2 separate regions of the Homo sapiens genome follow, and region 2 is linked to region 1. The links are chromatin loops, found by intact Hi-C in ENCODE. Cell type or tissue: psoas muscle. All regions are shown on one strand. Links, peaks and the distances in the headings refer to the core of each region. The heading gives the core; the rest is flanking DNA.

The links. Peaks named below come from ENCODE experiments on the same cell type or tissue, not always from the same donor. Only the 100,000 strongest peaks of a DNase experiment are listed, where the experiment ranks them.
Region 2: it touches region 1 in a loop (2.4-fold over the local background); 7 of 110 quality-filtered maps call a loop at or near these places.

What each region holds. Positions count from the first base shown.
Region 1 is chr10:118,954,480-118,963,650 of GRCh38, reverse strand. The region is part of intron 2 of LINC03036 (long intergenic non-protein coding RNA 3036); the gene reads left to right. Among named protein-coding and RNA genes, the nearest start is that of LINC03036, 71 kb to the left of the region's middle. RefSeq lists enhancers at 3,246-3,975, 3,976-4,706. In psoas muscle, for the core only: no CTCF peak of the experiment used is centred there; DNase peaks (open chromatin) are centred at 3,209, 4,320 and 6,750; H3K27ac peaks cover 2,539 bases.
Region 2 is chr10:119,003,280-119,012,450 of GRCh38, reverse strand. The region is part of intron 2 of LINC03036 (long intergenic non-protein coding RNA 3036); the gene reads left to right. Among named protein-coding and RNA genes, the nearest start is that of LINC03036, 22 kb to the left of the region's middle. In psoas muscle, for the core only: no CTCF peak of the experiment used is centred there; a DNase peak (open chromatin) is centred at 5,390; H3K27ac peaks cover 3,517 bases.

The DNA of each region.
Region 1 (9,171 bases), core at 601-8,600:
TGTTGCTCGCAAAAAGCCTGTTTGGTGGTCTCTTCACACAGACAGGTGAGACAGGTAGAGACCTTACCTTCTTCCCCCGGGGTGCCCAGTGTCTGCGGGGTGGCAGATGAGCAAGAGGCTGACCTGGGGAACAAGCTCAGAAGCTGTGGGGGAACCGAGAGCTTCTGGGGGTTCGGTGGGAGCAGAGAGGACCTGCCCTAAGCACACCGACATGGACCCTTTTCATGGGTGCATGGACTGTCTTGGCAACAGTGAAACAAAGATCACAGTCCCCATTTCACAGAAGAAAAATCAGCAGCGCGGAGAAGTTAAGGGGCTGCCCAGGCTCCCAGGGGGAGTTTCGGAGCAGAATTCGGACTTGGGCTCCTCACTTGCCTCTCCCCTACTCTCCCCCGATTCTTATGCAGTTATTTTTTTTATTCCACAAATGGCCTGTTAGAGGTTGAACTGTGCTCCTCTACCCCACCCCAAATTCACATGTTTTGTTCCTAATCCCCAGTACCTCAGAATGTGACTTTATTTGAAAACAGGATCATTGCAGATGTAATTAAGATGAGGCCATTCTGCATTAGGGTGAACCTCATAAAAAGGGGAAATCTGGACAGAGACACACACAGGGAGAAGGCCACACGAAGACGAAGGCAGAAATGGGGTGAATGCCACACATTGCCAGCCCCCCGCAGATGCTAGGAGGGAAGCTTGGAAGGAATTCTCCCCACAGCCTTCAGAAGGAGCCAATCCTATTGTTACAGGAAAGGGGTCCCGATCCAGATCCCAAGAGAGGGTTGTAGGATCTATCGCAAGAAGAATTCAGGGCAAGTAGTCTGTAATGTGAGAGTAAGTTTATTAGGAAAGTAAAGGATTAAAAGAATGGCTACTCCATAGACAGCAGCCTCAAGGGCTGCTGGTTGCCTATTTTTATGGTTATTTCTTGATGATATGCTAAACAAGGGGTAGATGATTCAGGCCTCCCATTTTTAGAGCATATACGGTAACTTTCTAACGTTGCCATGGCATTCGTAAACTGTCATGGCCCTGGTGGGAGTACAGCAAGAACGACCAGAGGTCATCCTCTGGTGGCCATCTAGGTTTTGGTGGGTTTTGGCCGGCTTCTTTAATGCAAACTGTTTTATCAGCAAGGTCTTTATGACCTGTATCTTGTGCTGACCTTCTATTTCATTCTGTGACTAAGAATGCCTAACCTCCTGGGAATGCAGCCCAGCAGGTCTCAGCCATATTTTACCCAGCTCCTATTCAAGATGGAGTTACTCTGGTTCAAACGCCTCTGACACTATGACACTCTGGTTTTGGATTTCTCATCTCCTGAATGGAGACAATAAATTTCTGTCACTTAAGCCACATGGTTTGTGGTCCCTTTCTTACTGCATCGTAGAAAACTGCAACGCTGCTCATAAGCCTAGTCCCAGGGGTCTCTAAAGCACACTGAGCTGGTCCCTCCTGTTCCTCCGGCCTCATCTCTGACTATCCCCTCCCTTCTGTGAGCTCCAGACACACCTGCCTTCTACATAATCAGTTTTTAAACAGCTTTACTGGGGTGTGATAGACTTCAATAAACTGCACATAAAGTGTGTAATTTGAGTTTTGGCACATGTACACAACCATGCAACTGTCACTGCTGTCAAGATAATGAACAGATCAGTCCCCCAAGAGGTTCCCCATGCCCCTGTGCTCACTACTGTCCCACCTCCCACCCCAGGCAACTGTTAGATTAATTTGCATTTTCTAGACTTTTATATAAATGGAAACTTCCAGTAAGTACTCTTTTTGTTTTTGTACAGTGGGCTTTTTCAGTTTCTTGGAACTACTCCCCTGCCCTCCATTCACAGGCTCCTGAGAACCCTACAGGACCTGAGAACCGGGTGTGGCTCCCTGTCTGTCACCTTCCATTCGCCAGTGATCCTGTTGGGCCCCTGGAGCAGATGCCCTTGAATGCCAGTGTGAGGCAAGCATTGGGGTGGTGAGTGTCCTTGCACTTTGTAGGAATGAATCTCAGTGATGGATTAGAGGAGGGGCAGGGGGTCAGGTGGGGGCCGTGAGGCAGATGGGAGGGGACTTGTCTTAGTGTCTGTCAAGGCCAAGCAGAGGCAAGGTGTAGGGCGGTGAATGAGGCAGGTGTTCAGTGAGCTCTTTCAGCGTGGAATGGGACAGGAACAGCCTGTGTTGCGGGGTCAGAGGTCAGAGCGAGGGGGTGCTTGGGGGTCCAGGCTTCAGGAACCTCACTGGACATTTCTCACCTTTCTCCTCAGCATCCCCTCTCCTCTGCTGACAGGTGAGGCACAATTCCAAATCCTGGTGTTACTAAGAGGGTTGGTGGCATTCATGAGTCAGCGAGTCATTTTATTTTTTTAAATGAGATTAAAAAGTTCTTTTGCAAAGTACAACATTTCTTCTGTACAATTTATTGTAACCAGGGGGCATTTTAAAGGATAGGTGCTCAGAAGCTGAAGCACCAGAGTGCTTTCTAAACCAGAATAAGGCACACTTCCTCCCCATGGCTGCTGCTGACCTGAAAGCTACCAGTCTGGAGAGCCGAGGGCACACCAAGATCAAGGGGCTGGAGCTGTCGCTTAACAATCTGAGGCCACGGGTGATAAGTTCCCCCATCAGGTGCACTTCTCACTCAGGGTGGGGGTAATCGGCTCCAGATCCCATTTTAAAGGGGTGCACCTGCTTAAGATAGTCAAATGTCCACCTGAAAAGTACCCTACCAAGTTTTCCATGAATCTACATGAGGAGGCCTCATGAGAAATGCTGCAGATGCAGGTGGCCCAGCTTGGGGATCTGCCAGGATGCTTTTTATGGGTGGAATCACCTGCATCCCTTCCAGATCCCCAAGGCTTGGAGAGAGGACGCCCCTTATCACAGCTCCTTCTGCCAACTCCCAATGAGAAATGATGTCCCCACGGCGGGGGAAGAGATGGGTTTCACGTCCACCTCCTGCCATCTTGCTCAGGACCACACCCAGCCCCATGAAGAGGCAGGCAGGGTACTTTTCCAAACCAGTCCGCTTCATGGTGGGGATAAAATAAAGATGCTCTAGGTTTCCCCTCATGCTGTGTGTGCGTGTGCACATGTGTGTGTGCACGTGCGCATGCGTGTTTCCATTTAGGGACTGGGTGAAACTCAAAGTGAACTTTCTTGGAATTTCAGTGGAATTTCTTGGCAGGGCCTTACCTTGGGAAGGAGGAGGCAACCCGGAGGCCTGGGGCCAGGGCGGGGAGGGCGGATGTTCCTGTGGTCTCACCGGCTGCTTCTCCCCTTTCCTGGAAGCCCCAAGCCTGCCTTTGTACTTAGCTGGACCTGCTCTGCAGGACTGAATGTAACTTTGTGTAACTCTTGCTGAATTGCTGGAGGGCTTGGGCTGACTCCTACCCAATGACGATGTGGACACCACTTAGTGCTTCCTTATGCCTAGGCCAAGTGCTTGATACACAGCAGATCCTTTCACCCACACAACAGCCCTGTGTGGAAGGTACTGTTCCTTTCTGCATTTTCCAGATATGGAAGCTGAGGCCCAGAAAGGTTGTTTAACAGCCCACGGTCACTCAGCTAGGAATAAATGGAGTCAGGATTTGAATCCAGACTTTCCAACTTACAGCGTGGCTGTGGGTCAGAGAGCTTCCTTGATGGCAGCTGGCTTCGGCTTCTTACTCTGTTCCTCCCCAAGTTCCCCAAAAGGCCCTTGCTGTCTCCTGGCTTCTAAGTTTCTGCACAGGTGCATCCTTGGGCTGAAACAACCACTCCTGTATCCTCTCATGGGTATTCACAAGGCACACTAGCATGTTAAAGTTACTTCACCTGGCTAACTCCCACTTGTTCTCAGAACCTGGCTTAGAGACTGCCTCCTCCAGGAAGCTCTCCCTGAGTACCACCACCTCCAAAGTCCAGGCGGGGTACCCCTACTGGTACTCCCATGGCATCGGGCCTCCTCCTAGCAGGTTGTTGCCCACTGCTGTTGCCGTGGGGGTGCTGCTTGTCTGTCTCCATCAGTGCAAGCTTCTCAAGGGTGGGGTCTGCTCCTGTGTTTGGGGAATGAGTGGTTAACTCTTGTCTTTTGCTGCAGTGTCTAGGATGATCCATCCTTTGTTTCTGGTTAGGGATGTGGCCGGGTTGCTGGGGGTCCATCCCTCCTCCCTTCCTTGTGCCTCAGTTTCCTATCTGGAATTTCAGGAGACTCACAGTTACCCCTTGTAGCATTGTCATGAGGCTTTAAAGAGTGGATACAGATAGAGCCTGTAGAACAGCCCCGGCCATGTGTGAGCTGCCTTTACTGTGCTGGGTGCTTTTGATGCCAAGGAGGGGTGGGGAGGCTCGGCCCAGGCTGACCTACTTCTCCTCAGGCACTGCTCTCGTGGTGAATGACTCAGCATTTTGAACTCTGACTTCTTTCTTTAGGAGCCAGATCATTCTATTGCCATACCAAAGATATTTGGCAAGGTTAAATGCCAACTATGTGTATGGGGGGTGGTGGGGGGTGGCTGGGGAGGGGAACGGGGACACACGCGGTCCCTGGAATTCAGTGCAACACAGGACTGGAAGTCACACTCTTGCTGCAGATCTGTAGAGCACCAGCTTGCAGCCCCATGAACCTAAAGTGGCCCTGAGGTTATCCCACAGGGAGGCAAATGCATCTTCCATATGGGGAGCTCCAAACTCCCTGAACATGGGCCTTTTCCTCTGTTACCACTGGACTCGCTCTTGCAGGATTTTCCCAGCTCCACTCTACAGAGGCAAATCCCACCAGAGGCTCTGAGAAGAGGCTTCTGTGGTTACATAAATTTAGGACAAAATAAAAAATCAAAACTAAAAAAACAAAAAAATAGAAGTAGGACAACCATTCCTGTATCCGCTCATGGGTATTCACAAGACACACTAGCATGTTAAAGGCCCTGAGAAGTCGTGCAAGAAACTGTTCAACTGTTCCCTGATTACTTGACCACTGTATTAGTCTGTTCTCGAATTGCTACAAATACATACCTGAGACTAGGTCATTTATAAGAAAAGAGTTTTTTGTTTTTTTTTTTTAGAAGGAGTCTCACCGTGTCTCTCAGGCTGGAGTGTAGTGGTGTGATCTCAGCTAACTGCAACCTCCGCCTCCTGGGTTTAAGCGATTCTTGCGCCTCAACCTCTCGAGTAGCTGGGATTACAGGTGTGCACCACCATGCCCGGCTAATTTTAGTATTTTTAGTAGAGACGATGTTTTGCCATGTTGGCCAGGCTGGTCTTGAACTCCTGACCTCAGGTGATCCACCCGCCTCAGCCTCCTAAAGTGCTGGGATATCAAGCGTGAGCCACCATGCCCCGCCAAGAAAAGAGGCTTAATTGGCTCATGATTCTGCAGGCATGTATAGGAAGTGTGGTGGCATCTACTTCTGGGAGGGCCTCAGGGAGCTTTTACTCATGGCGAAAGACAAAATGGGAGCAGGCGTCTTACGTGGCGGGAGCACGAGCAAGAGAGAGAGAGGGGAGGTCATGCACCCCTTTGAACAATCAGACCTTGTAAGCACTCACCATCATGAGACCTGCACTGACGGGATGGCGCTAAACCATTCATGAGAAATCCGCTCCTGTGATCCAGTCACCTCCCACCTGGCCCCACCTCCAACACTGGGGATTATAATTTGACATGAGATTTGGGCTTGGACACACATCCAAATCGTGTCGACCACAGAACCCCTTTTCACATATTTTTCCAGGTCAACCATCAACAACCGTCGACATCCTGCAGTTCCAGAACACACTTTGGGAAACCCCCCACAAAAGTGGCTGGCGCATGGTTTCCATTCAAATGGTTAAATCTACCTTTGGAAACCTGGAAAGAGATCAGTGAAAATCTGTCTTAGTGTCCTAGAGCTAATATCAACCAAGTACTCCAAACTGGGTGGCTTAAAACAGCAGAACTTGATTGTCTCACAGTTCCAAGGGCTACAAGTCCAAAATCAAGGTGTCTGCAGGGCCGTGCCCCCTCTGAACCCTGCAGGGGAGGATCCTTCCTGCTCTTCCAGCTTCTGGCGGCTGTGGGCAGTCCTGAGTGTTCCTTGGTGTGTGGCGGCATCACACAATCTCTGCCTCTGTCTTCACCGGGCTGTCTTGTCTCTGTGTGTCTGTCTTTGTGTGTCTTCTCTTCTTATAAAGACACCAGTCATATTGGATTAGGGGCCCACCCTACTCCAGTGTGACCTCGTCTTAACCTCATTTCATCTGCAACGTCCTTATTTTCAAATAAGATCATATTTCAAGGTAGTGGAGGTTAAGATGTATCTTTTTGGGAGACATAATTTGAACCATAACAAAAACCCATCCGTAGCAGGTGGCTCTGGGTTGGGAGTTACTGTAACCATCCCAGGGGCTTTCTCTACTTTCCAAGATCTGGCAGCGATGCCACTGTGTCCAGTGAGTGTCTACTGCATGCTGGCTGAGTCACAGACACCATCTCATGGAACCTTACTGCAGTCCTGAGCACTGGGGTCTATCATTCTCCCAGGTTAAATGGCCCAGCAAGCCAGGGGTGAGTTGGGGTTTAACCCCAGGGTCTGTGTGCCTGCACCATCCTGGTTTTTATGATCTGTGCTGTGCGGCTTCAGGTGGGTATGAGCAGTCGGGCTTCAGAGGAAGTCACCATGCTGCTGTCAGATGCCTTTTCCACTGACACCTGGAGGGGCCACCCTGGAACTGGAGTTTCCAGCTGGGGGTGGGGCCTGAGCTGCTGGAACAGGGAGTCCATATGAACAATGTGTGCCCATGTCCACAGGGCATGGTCCCAAGTGACTGTCACAGCAGATCCAGGGTGTTGATGGGAAGGCAGAGCACAGGCCTGGGAATTGGGGAGGGGAACCAGAGGGACTCCCCAGAGGCTAGAGAACCAAGCAGGAAACCAGGAGCCCAGGGTCCTTGATACGGTCCACAGATGTCGCAGCAGCTGTTGGTCCCTGGCCATCTCACCTGTGCACTCACCTTTCCATTGTACGCAGGTGAGTCCTTTTCTTGGAAGCACCTGCTGCTCTGTTGGGCATGTGCTCTGAGACATTAACAGATGAACAATGACTCCAGGAGCAGCCCTCAACCCAGGATGGATGAAATTTGGTGTATAACCCCCCACCCCCACCACATGCCCTTACCCCCAGGTTTCTTCCCTTCAGGAGGGTAACTGATGAGTGGTCTGTGCCATCTCCTGGAGGTCCCCAGCAGGCTTGGGCCCCTCTTGCCAGGCAATAACCTGCTCTGGAACACAGCCTTCCTGCCTCTTTGCCTCAGCTATGCTTCCTGGGAGTAGCTCCCAAATAAACTCCTGGCACTTACAGCCTTATCTTGGGGTCAGACCCCAGGAGGCTGGCTGGAGCCTGTTCTTCCCTCCTGCTTCAGGCAGAGTTGGTCCCAGGGCCTGGGGAAGAAAGGAGTGGGAGCTGGTGAAGGAGGAGAGACTCACAGTTTGCCACCAGGGGAGGCTTAACATTGGAGGTTGTGAGCAACAGAAACTCAGCTGGAGTTTTGGTTTAAACCAAAAAGGGAAATACCAGTTTATGCAACAGAAAAGTTCTGATGAGGGTGCCAGCTTGAGGCACAGCTGGATCCTAGGGGCTCAAGCAAAGTCATTGCATCTCTTTCCGTCACCCAGCTCTGCTTTCCTTGTGGCTGGCTTCACTCTCAGACAGAGGGGGTGTTCTTCACCTGGTGCCCCCTACCCCAGTCCCAGGTTTATTTTCCACCTGCTTAGCAACCCCAACAGAAAGACTATGCCTCTTTTCCAGTAATTTTAGCACAAGTTCCGGTCCTCACTCTCAAAGTCCTGAGTAAAGGACCCATCTCTGAACCAATCCCAAAAGCCAGGCTGCAGAGGTAGTGGGCTGACTGGCCAAGTGAGGTCCTGGACCTGCCCACCATGGGGGATGGGATCAGCTCCTAAGAACTGAACCCTGGAGTCTGAGAAGGGGGCATTGTCTCTTCCTGAAAGATGGGCTTTGTCGCCTGTGGAAGAGGGCATGGGAGGTGAAAGCAGCTGATGAGGATGGGCAGGTTGGACTGACAAGTGCCAAAGGAGCATAGGACAATCGAGATAGGAAGGCACAAGCCACAGGCAGAGGGAAGGGAAAGGTGCAGAGGGCTTTCTTGTGGAGCCCAGGCTGTCAGATGCCTGCCCTGATGCTCTGTTATGAGAAGGCAAGGCGTTTTTAAAAATTAAGGGGGAAAAAAGCATTTGCTTCGTTTTTGGGGTTTGTTTTACAACTTTTAATTTTGAAATAATTTTAGATTTCCCCAAGAGTTTCAAAGATTATGCAGAGAGTTCCTATCCACCCCCACCCAGTCTCATGTTACCATCTTACATAGCATGCTGCATTCATCAAAACTCAGAAATGATCATCGGTATATCATTACTATTAACTGACTACAGACTTGATGCAGATTTCTCTAGTTTTCACCACTAATGTCCATTTCTGTTCCAGGAGCTAATCTGCTAATCTAGGATCCCACATTGCTTTTAGTTGTCATGGCTCCTTAGCTTCTTTCCTTCCTTTCTTTTTTTTTTTTTTTTTTTTTGAGATGCTGGGAGTGCAGAGGTGTCATCTTCGCTCACTGCAGCCTCAACATCCTGGCCTCAAGCAATTCTTCCATCTCAGCCTCCCAACGTGTTGGGACTACAGGTGTGAGCTACAACATCTGGCCCTTGTTTCTTAGTTTCGTCTGATCTGTGATAGTTTCTCCATCTTTCCTTGCCTTTCATTACCTGGATACTTCTGAAGAGGAGCAGTCAGGTGTTGAATAGAATGTTTCTCAGTTTGAGTTGACCTAATGTTTTCTTTTTCTTTTTTTTTTTTTGAGATGGCGTTGTCGCCAGGCTGGAGTGCAGTGGTGTGATCTCGGCTCACTGCAACCTCTGCCTCCCGGGTTCAAGCGATTCTCCTGCCTCAGCCTCCTGAGTAGTTGGGACTACAGGTGCGTGCCACCACACCCAGCTGATTTTTGTATTTTTAGTAGAGATGGGGTTTCACCATGTTGTCCAGGATGGTCTCGATCTCTTGATCTCATGATCTGCCTGCCTCGGCCTCCCAAAGTGCTAGGATTACAGGCGTGAGCCACTGTGCCCGGCTGATGTTTTCTGATATGTAGACTGAGGATTGGATTTGGGGAAGAAGCTCACAGAGGGGAAATGTC
Region 2 (9,171 bases), core at 603-8,602, 49 kb before region 1:
AACTTCTGAGCTCAAGCAGTCCACCCGCCTCAGCCTCCCAAAGTGCTGGTATTACAGATGTGAGCCACTGTGCCCTGCCAAAGCTGTATATAGTCCAATTATAATGGGTACATTTTATAGTAATATAAATTATACCTCAATAAGGTTGTTAAAAGTGTTCACACTAACATTGTTCCTAATTGCCCCAAACTGGAAATAGCTCAAATATTCATCAGCAGAATGGATAAATACACTGTGGTATGTCTGTTCAACAGAACCCATGAGCAGTATTAATAAGCAAGTAATAAGCAGTCCTCCCACCTCAGCCTACTGAGTAGCTGGGACCACAGGTGCACACCACCAAGCCTGGCTAATTTTTTTGTGTTTTTGTGTAGAGATGGGGTTTTACCACATTGCCCAGGCTGGGCTCAAACAACCCACCAGCCTCCACCTCCCAAAGTGCTGGGACTACAGGCATGAGCCATCATGCCCAGCCAAATCCCTTAATAATAATAATAATAATAATAATAATTATTATTATTATTATTATTATTTTTTGAGACGGAGTCTTGCTCTGTTGCCCAAGGTGGAGTGCAGTGGTGCGATCTCGGCTCACTGCAAGCTCCACCTCCCGGGTTCACGCCATTCTCCTACCTCAGCCTCCCGAGTAGCTGGGACTACAGGCGCCCGCCATCACGCCTGGCTAATTTTTTGTATTTTTAGTAGAGATGGGGTTTCACCGTGTTAGCCAGGATGGTCTCGATCTCCTGACCTCATGGTCTGCCCGCCTCGGCCTCCCAAAGTGCTGGGATTACAGGTGTGAGCCACCACGCCCAGCCATCCCTTTATTATCACGGATATTGCTGATGACATTTCACAGCTGACTGGGCTCTGCAGTTGAGAATTACTGAGAATCGCTGCTCCAGGCTCGAATCCATCACCTTCGGTGATGTTTGTTTGGGCTTCTCCATCCAGGCAGACACTAGTCACCACTTAGGGTGGGTTTGAGGAGTTTCATCCTTCCTTTTGGTGTTGGTGGGAGATTATCAGGGAAGTGGAGCTCAGGGACCCCCAGCGAGGACCCTTGCATCTTTGTGAGGTCGAGCATGGTGTGGTGGGAGGAGGGAGTCCAGGAAAACCATCAGGATGTGCTGATGATAAGCACTGGGGAATTCTCAGTGTGAAAGGAGAAACACTGAACATGGCTTGGCTTGTGGAGAGGAGATGCTGTTTGGCGTCCTTCTGAGATCTGCTCACCCTTTATGCCTAACGGCCTTGCTGGACCACAGCATGGATGCTTACGAGTTACTGTGTGTCAAATTTAGGCTCACTTTTGCCTAAACTTGTGTATTTCCTGGGGTGGTAATTTGACCTTTTCATCTGTTGACAAGCTTAAAAAGTTGCAGGAACTTTGCCCTCATGGTGGGCATCTCATGATCATAATGAAGTTATAAATTAAAGTCAAAATTAAGAAGTTAAACTCCACACATACACACAACCTAATAGGAAATACATGTAAATATTTACCTCATCTCTGAATTAGGAGGGCCTTTCAAAGCATTTAGATGATGGCTGATATCCCAAAGGGAAAAGTATCTGACAATATGAAAAAAAAAAAAAAAAAAAGTGGGTGGGTGTGGTGGCTTACACCTGTAATCCCAGCACTTTGAGAGGCCGAAGCGAGGGGATTGCTTGAGTCATGAGTTTGAGACCAGCCTGGGCAACATAGTAAAACCTTGTGTCTACTAAAAATGCAAAAGACAAATAACCCAAAAACCACCACCAACAACAACAAAAAAAACCTAAATAAAAGGTATAAAACATTAACAACAAAATGCTAAAAAGCAACAACAAACAACTATTTATGGCAAACATTTTCCCCTAACAAATATGCATGGCAAATATTTTCCAAAATATATTTGTCATATATACAAGAACACAGGGTTACTAGCTTTAATGTTGATATTGCTATGTACATAAAACACAAACTGATTAGAAAATTATTAACACAAAAATAGAAAAGTGGGCAAAAAATGTGAACAAATGATCATAGATAAAATAAAAATGATTTGTAAATATACGAGAAAAAGGTTACCTACTGTAATAACCAAAGAAAGGCAAATTAATATACTCTTTTACCTATCAAATGATTTTTAAAAATCTATCAGATTTTGAAGAATTTGATGAAGTGGATACTTTCCTGTACTTACGTTTTTGGAGAGCTATTTAGCATTATCTATTAACAACCTCAAATATTCATTTCCTATTGGATCAATGATTCGACTTCTAGGAATCTAAGGCGATAACCCCGAATGCAGTCAGAAATTCAGTAAAAATAGTTATTGCAGGGTGGTTTTAGCACAGAATTGAAAACAACTTATGCCCACGTAAGAAGTTAAATGATGCTAAAACACATGATAAACTATCACATGGTCAATTAAAGTTAGACTTTCTATTAATTTTTTATTTTTTTTTATTTTTGAAACGGAGTCTCACTCTGTCGCCCAGCCTGGAGTGCAGTGGCACGATGTCAGCTCACTGCAACCTTCGCCTCCTGGGTTCGAGCAGTTCTCTCGCTCAGCCTCCTGAGTAGCTGGGATTACAGGCATCTGCCACCACGCTCGGCTAATTTTTGTACTTTTAGTAGAGACGGGGTTTCACCATCTTTGCCAAGCTGGTCTCGAACTCCTGACCTCGTGATCCACCTGCCTCGGCCTCCCAAAGTGCTGGGATTACAGGTGTGAGCCATCGCGCCTGGCCTCTATTAATTTTTCATGACACAGGTGAATGCTTATGATATACATCTGTAACTATGGTATAATTCCAAAATACTATTGTTATTATTTTAGAGACAGGGTCTTGCTCTTGTTGCCCAGGCTAGAGTACAGTGGCATGATCATAGCTCATTGCAGCCTTAAACTCCTAGGCTCAAGTGATCCTCCTGCTTTGGCCTCCCAAAGTGCTTTGGGAGGCCAAAGCAGGAGGATCACATCGAGCTACTGTGCCTGGCCTAATTCCAAAATATTAACAATGGTTCTCCCTGGACTGTGGGGTTATAGAAGATCCCTGATCTTCCTCCCCAACCCTTCTTCTAGTGTAGTGGTCAAGAGCTAGGCCTTGGGGTCAAACCCAACTCCATCTTCAAAGCCAGTGGAGGCTGGTTGAGTCTTTCTCACTCTTCATCTCTAACACAGACCCTCCTGCCTCCTTGCTTGCTTATAAGGACCCTTGTGATTACATTGGGCTTTCCTGGATAATCCAGGATCATCTCCCTATTTTAAGATCAGCTGGCTAGCAACCTTAATCCAGCTTTAATTCCCCTTTACCATGTAAGGTAACGTACTCACAGGTTTGGATGGCCGTTATTCTGCTTACCACACTAGCTGTGTGACCTGGGGGAAGTCATTTCCCCGAACGTGTTTCTTCATCTGTGACATGGTCTCTCAACCCCAGCACCATTGGCGTTTTGGGTTGGGTCATTCTTGGTTGTGGGCTGTGCTGTGCACTGTAGGATGTTTAGCAGCATCCTTGGCCTTTCTCCATTAGATCCCAGTAGTAACCGCCCTGCCCCCCACAGTGTGGCCACCAAACACATCTTCAGATTTTACCACATGTCCCTTGGAGGCAAAGTCACCCCTGTTTAAGAACGGATCTATGAAGTAGCTATTGTTCTCAACTCCTGCTGTAGTTGTACAGAAGATCAGACAAGATGGTGTATGGAAAAGGTCTAACATAGAGACAGTGCATAGCAAGGTGCCCCCAAATGACATCTCCCTGTATTTCACTTTTCTGAATGCACATACTGTTATAGTCATTAAAACTAAAGTTATGGTCGGGCGCGGTGGCTCACGCCTGTAATCCCAGCATGTTGGGAGGCTGAGGCAGGTGGGTCACTTGAAGTCAGGAGTTTAAGACCAGCCTGGACAACATGGTGAAACCTCATCTCTACTAAAAATACAAAAATTAGCCACACGTGGTGGCGCACGCCTGTAGTCCCAGCTACTCGGGAGGCTGAGGCAGGAAAATTGCTCGAACCCGGTGGGTGGAGGTTGAAGTGAGCCGAGATCACGCCAATGCACTCCAGCCTGGGTAACAGAGTGAAACTCCATTTCAAAAAAGGGAAAAAAGATAAAAACAACCCCAAAATTAAAGTTATTAAAAATCAACTCTTAGTAGTTGGGTGGTAGGCTTGAAGAGTGAATACCGCCAAAGGCAGCCAGGTGTGGTGGTACGTGCCTGTAGTCCTAGCTACTTGGAGGCTGAGGCAGGAGGATCACTTGAGCCTCAGAGTTTGAGGCCATCCTGGGCAACATAATGAGACCTTGTCTCTCTAAAAAAGAAAAAAGAAAAGAAAAGAAAAGAAAAAAATGTCCTCAAAGGCAAAGGGTGCCTTTTCATTGAGAACACTAAAAATAAATTTTAATTATTCAAATAGTGGATTAATTCCTATTATAAAAAATTCAGGCCGGGCATGGTGGCTCACGCCTGTAATCCCAGCATTTTGGGAGGCTGAGGCGGGTGGATCACGAGGTCAGGAGATTGAGACCATCCTGGCTAACATGGTGAAACCCCGTCTCTACTAAAAATACAAAAAATTAGCTGGGCGCAGTGGCAGGTGCCTGTAGTCCCAGCTACTCGGAGGCTGAGGAAGGAGAATGGTGTCAACCCGGGAGGCGGAGCTTGCAGTGAGCCGAGATCGCGCCACTGCACTCCAGACGGGGAGAGAGAGCGAGACTCTGTCTCAAAAAAAAAAAAAAATAATAATAATAATTCAAACATTATAGACAAGGATAATATTTTCCTTTATCTCCTTGACTCCCACTCTCTATCATTACCTCCCCGGAGGTGACCCTGGAGTGTTAGTGTCACGAAGGCAGAGACTTCACTTGTACTTTTTCATCACTTTATCTCCAGAGGCAAGAGTAGTGCCAGGCACACAGTAAAATGAATGGGTTTAGTGAGTATTCTTCAGTTCTTAAAAAAAAAGTTTGCTATATAAATCTCAGCGATTGTTATCATAATCCAGTTCCATATGGTCTGGATATAATAGCCATATTTACTATGCCATATGTTCAAGTTACTTAACCTCACAAAAGCTTAAATGGATAACAATACTACTGCATGGCGTGGTTGTGAGGAATTCCAGGCTTTTTGCCATGCATTTATACATGAACACACGCACATGCATACACACGCACACACACACACACTTTTTAATTTAGTATATCTGTGATTCCATACATTCTGCAGTTTGCTTTTATCATTTACTATGTCCTAGAGTCTTTCCAAGTCAGTATATATACTGCCACCTCATTCTTTTTTCTGCTATGAGGATGAATCATGGTTTACTTAAGAGATGATAACAAACTCTCTGGCCTCTCCTCCCGGGATCTGGCAGGAGCTCAGAAAACGAATCTCTTGCTAAATCTCTGTCTGGTTGAGTAAGGTGCTCTGCAGGCTGGAGGAGCCTGTTGATATTTTAGTTTTCATCAGCTGTGCAAATCTGTGAGTCTTTTTGGTTTGAGTGCGTCAGTCTTGTCTGGAAATCTACACTGGGACTATTTTTAGCCTGTTAGGCCAGGGGATCTGCCGCTCTGTGGTCCAGTTGGTCATCTGCAGGTGCAGTCTCCAGCAAACGATCACAAGCTCTTTAAGATGTGCCTGGGCTTGGGGGGACCTGTCTCGCGGGCTTTTGTGGAACCTTCAATTCCTGGATTGTAAAGCAGGGCTGCAGGTCTCCTGGGATGAGCTCCAGCCAAGAGGTAAGGGACTGGAGGGAGATTCTTGGGTCCTTTCCCAATTCTGCCCAGACTGTCTCTAAGGTGATGCATGGACACTGATGGGACATTTGCAGTCTGGACTCAGCCTCTGCCTCAGCTCCACGGAAGCTGCAAACATTCACACCTCTGTGCCTTTGCACAAGCCTCTTCCTCTGCCAGGAATACCCTTCCCTTCTTTTTTTTGAGACAGAGTCCCACTCTGTTGCCCAGGCTGGAGTGCAGTGGTGCGATCTCAGCTCACTGCAACCTCGCCTCCCAGGTTCAAGTGATTCTCATGCCTCAGGTTCCTGAGTAGCTGGGATTACAGGCACCCTTCCTCCTTTTTGGCCTTCGAGGCTCAGCTCAAGTGTCCCCTTTTCAGGAAAGCTTCCTCCTTTCCCATGCAGCAGAGCTGGTCACTTTGTCCTCCAAGACCCCAGGGACTTTGTACTTGCTACCTCCTGGCCACAAGGCAGGACAGACCGCTGCCACCTGTCTGTTCCCTTCACTGATGGGGGCTTCTGGAAAGAGGGACCCTCAGTGCTCTCCTGGTGCCTGGTACATCATGGGACTTTGCAAATATCTGTTGGGTGACAGAAGCTCAGTGACTGCAGAATAATGTGATGAGTGCCACTGGAGAAGGAGCTGAGATCATGTGATCGGGAAACAAGGGCTGTTTTCAAGGGGCCACGCCTAGCTGGCTCTGCTCAGGATGTGTCTCATCATCCTCAAAGTGGTCTTTACAGGCTGGAAAGAGAAACCCAGTGTCAGAGACATGAATTTAACTCAGCTGAAGTCTCTCTCAAATTTCTAGAAAAAGATTAGCGGAAGATGCTAATTATTACACTGGTGCAAAAGTAATTGCGGTTTTTGCCATTACTTTTCTTGGCAAAAACCGCAATTACTTGTGCACCAACCTAATATTTCAGTGATAGTAGTTATGCATGTATCTAAAAGACAAAGCACCTTGAAGCACTCTCTGTGTTGAAAGTCATGTTGGATGAACAGAATAATGGTCCCCTTTCTACGAATCTGACCCTCAGAAGCCCAGCCATCTAGGAAGAGGCTGAGAAGTTGGGCGTGAGTAAAAGGCTTTGGGTAACTCTCTCCGTGTTCTACTGAGTAGTTTTGCTATACAGGAGAGTCAGCTCCTTTCTAGGAACCCATTAAATCTTTACATACATTTGTAACATTTTCTTTGATGACTCATGGTCAGCTCAGGCCATTGAGTTGGTGGTGATAGAGGAGGTGGTGTTAGACATACACTCGGCTACTTCTACGGATAGTACTGTGGGATGGCAGAGTGTAGTAATTTGGTAATGTCAATTCTGAGTTATTGGGAACATGTTAAATTTCATTTACTCTGTTTAAAAAGGCAGGAAGTGCCTAATACATTTAGTTTAGAAAATGATTAGCACACCTGACTGGGCGCGGTGGCTCATGCCTATAATCCTAGCACTTTGGGAGGCCAAGGTGGGCGGATCACCTGAGACCAGGAGTTTGAGACCAGCCTGGCCAACATGGCGAAACCCCGTCTCTACTAAAAATACAAAAATTAGCCAGGCATGGTGGCATACGCCTGTAGTCCCAGCTACTTGGGAGGCTGAGACATGAGAATTGCTTGAGCCTGGGAGGCAGAGGTTGCAGTGAGCCAAGATTGTGCCACTGCAATCCAGCCTGGGTGACAGAGTAAGACTCTGTTAAAAAAAAAAAAAAAGAAAAAAAAAAGAAAAGAAAATGACGAGCACACTAGTTGGTGTTTTGGGTGTCTATGATGTGGTTACATTCACTTAGGTGGTATCTCTCCTTTCTCAGCACCACTAGGTAAATAATAAAAACAGTGGGTAGCCAGGCATCGGTGGTGCATGCCTGTAGTCCCAGCTTCTTGGGAGGCTTACATGGGAGGATCACTTGAGCCCAGGAGTTGGAGACCAGCATAACATAGCAAGATCCTGTTTCTTTTCCTTTTTTGGGGGTCAGGGGGACAGAGTCTTCCTCTGTTGCCCACACTGGAGTGCAATGGCACCATCTCAGCTCACTGCAACCTCTGCCTCCTGGGTTCATGCAATTCTCCTGCCTCAGCCTCCCAAGTAGCTGGGATTACAGATGTGCGCCACCACACCCAGCTAATTTTTGTATTTTTAATAGAGACGGGGTTTCACCATGTTGGCCAGGCTGGTCTCAAATTCCCGACCTCAAGTGATCCACCCGCCTCGGCTTCCCAAAGTGCTGGGATTACAGGTGTGAGCCACCACACCTGGCCTAGCAAGACCCTGTTTCAAAAACAGCAAACAAAAAACCCATAAGTAACCCACCTAGCAGTGTGCTAAGAGCTCTCCTCTGGCTCCTCATTTAAATTCCAGTTATCCAGGGAGGAAGGTATCATGAGTAATCCCATTTTATAGATGTGGAGGCTGAGGCTAAGACAGGGAATGCAACACACCCAGGGTCACACAGCCAGCAAGAACTTGATGGGAATTGGAACCCAGGCTAGCAGATTCCAAAGCTGGTGCCCTTCACCCATCAGCTCTCTTGACTGCTAAGGTTTTCCTCTCTTGTTTCTGCAGACTGCAGCCTGGTGGGTGTGTCTGCAGCCTGGGGTGTGTCTGCAGCCTGGTGGGTGTCTCCAGCTGTCCTTTAACTTCTCCATTTCCCTCAGTTCCCTGGGAAGGTTCAGGGTGGTGGGCTTGCCTTTCAGGATGCCTTTCATCGTCAGGGCCCCTGTGTCCACTGCTGTGACATTTGGTGAGGAACAGCTCCCTTCCTGGAGCCAAAGAGCATTCATTGTCTGGCCACAGGAAAAGCACGCCACATGTCCCCTGACGACCTGAAGATGAATCCTGACTGCCTGGACATGCCTGGGCGGGTGTACCCATGGCCTGTGGTTGAACCAGCCACACCTTGTCTCTTGGCCAGAGGTAATGTCCAGGCTCATCTCTCTGTGTAGTAACTGGACCCAGCTGGAGGGTGGGAGGTGATAGCTCCTGGGAAGTCCGGTCCGGGGTCCTGGCCAGGGAGTCACAGTGGCTGCTCTGCAGGCTGCCCTGAGGCTGAGGGCTGTGAGTCCTGGGATCTGCTGGGGAAGTCCAAGGCATATCGCACCAGCTGCCCCTAGCTGCTGCCTGCAGCTGGAGGCCACAGGCCCCCCATGTTGAAGAAGTGTCACCTTCAAAGGGAGGTCACCATGCAGCAGCATCATGGCTGGAAAGGACCAGAGTGAGTGAGAGCCAGCATCGCTGTTTCTGATCCACCAGTGACCTGCTACACAGAAATGGCAAGTTATTTCTCTCCTCTGGATCTCAGATTTCTCACCCTTAAATAAAAGGGCACGCAGTGGCATGGAACCACGCTGACACCTATCACTGTTAAACGAGGCCAGGACACAGTCTGATCTCCATCTCCACTTTTTGTTGTTGTTAAATGAAACGGTACG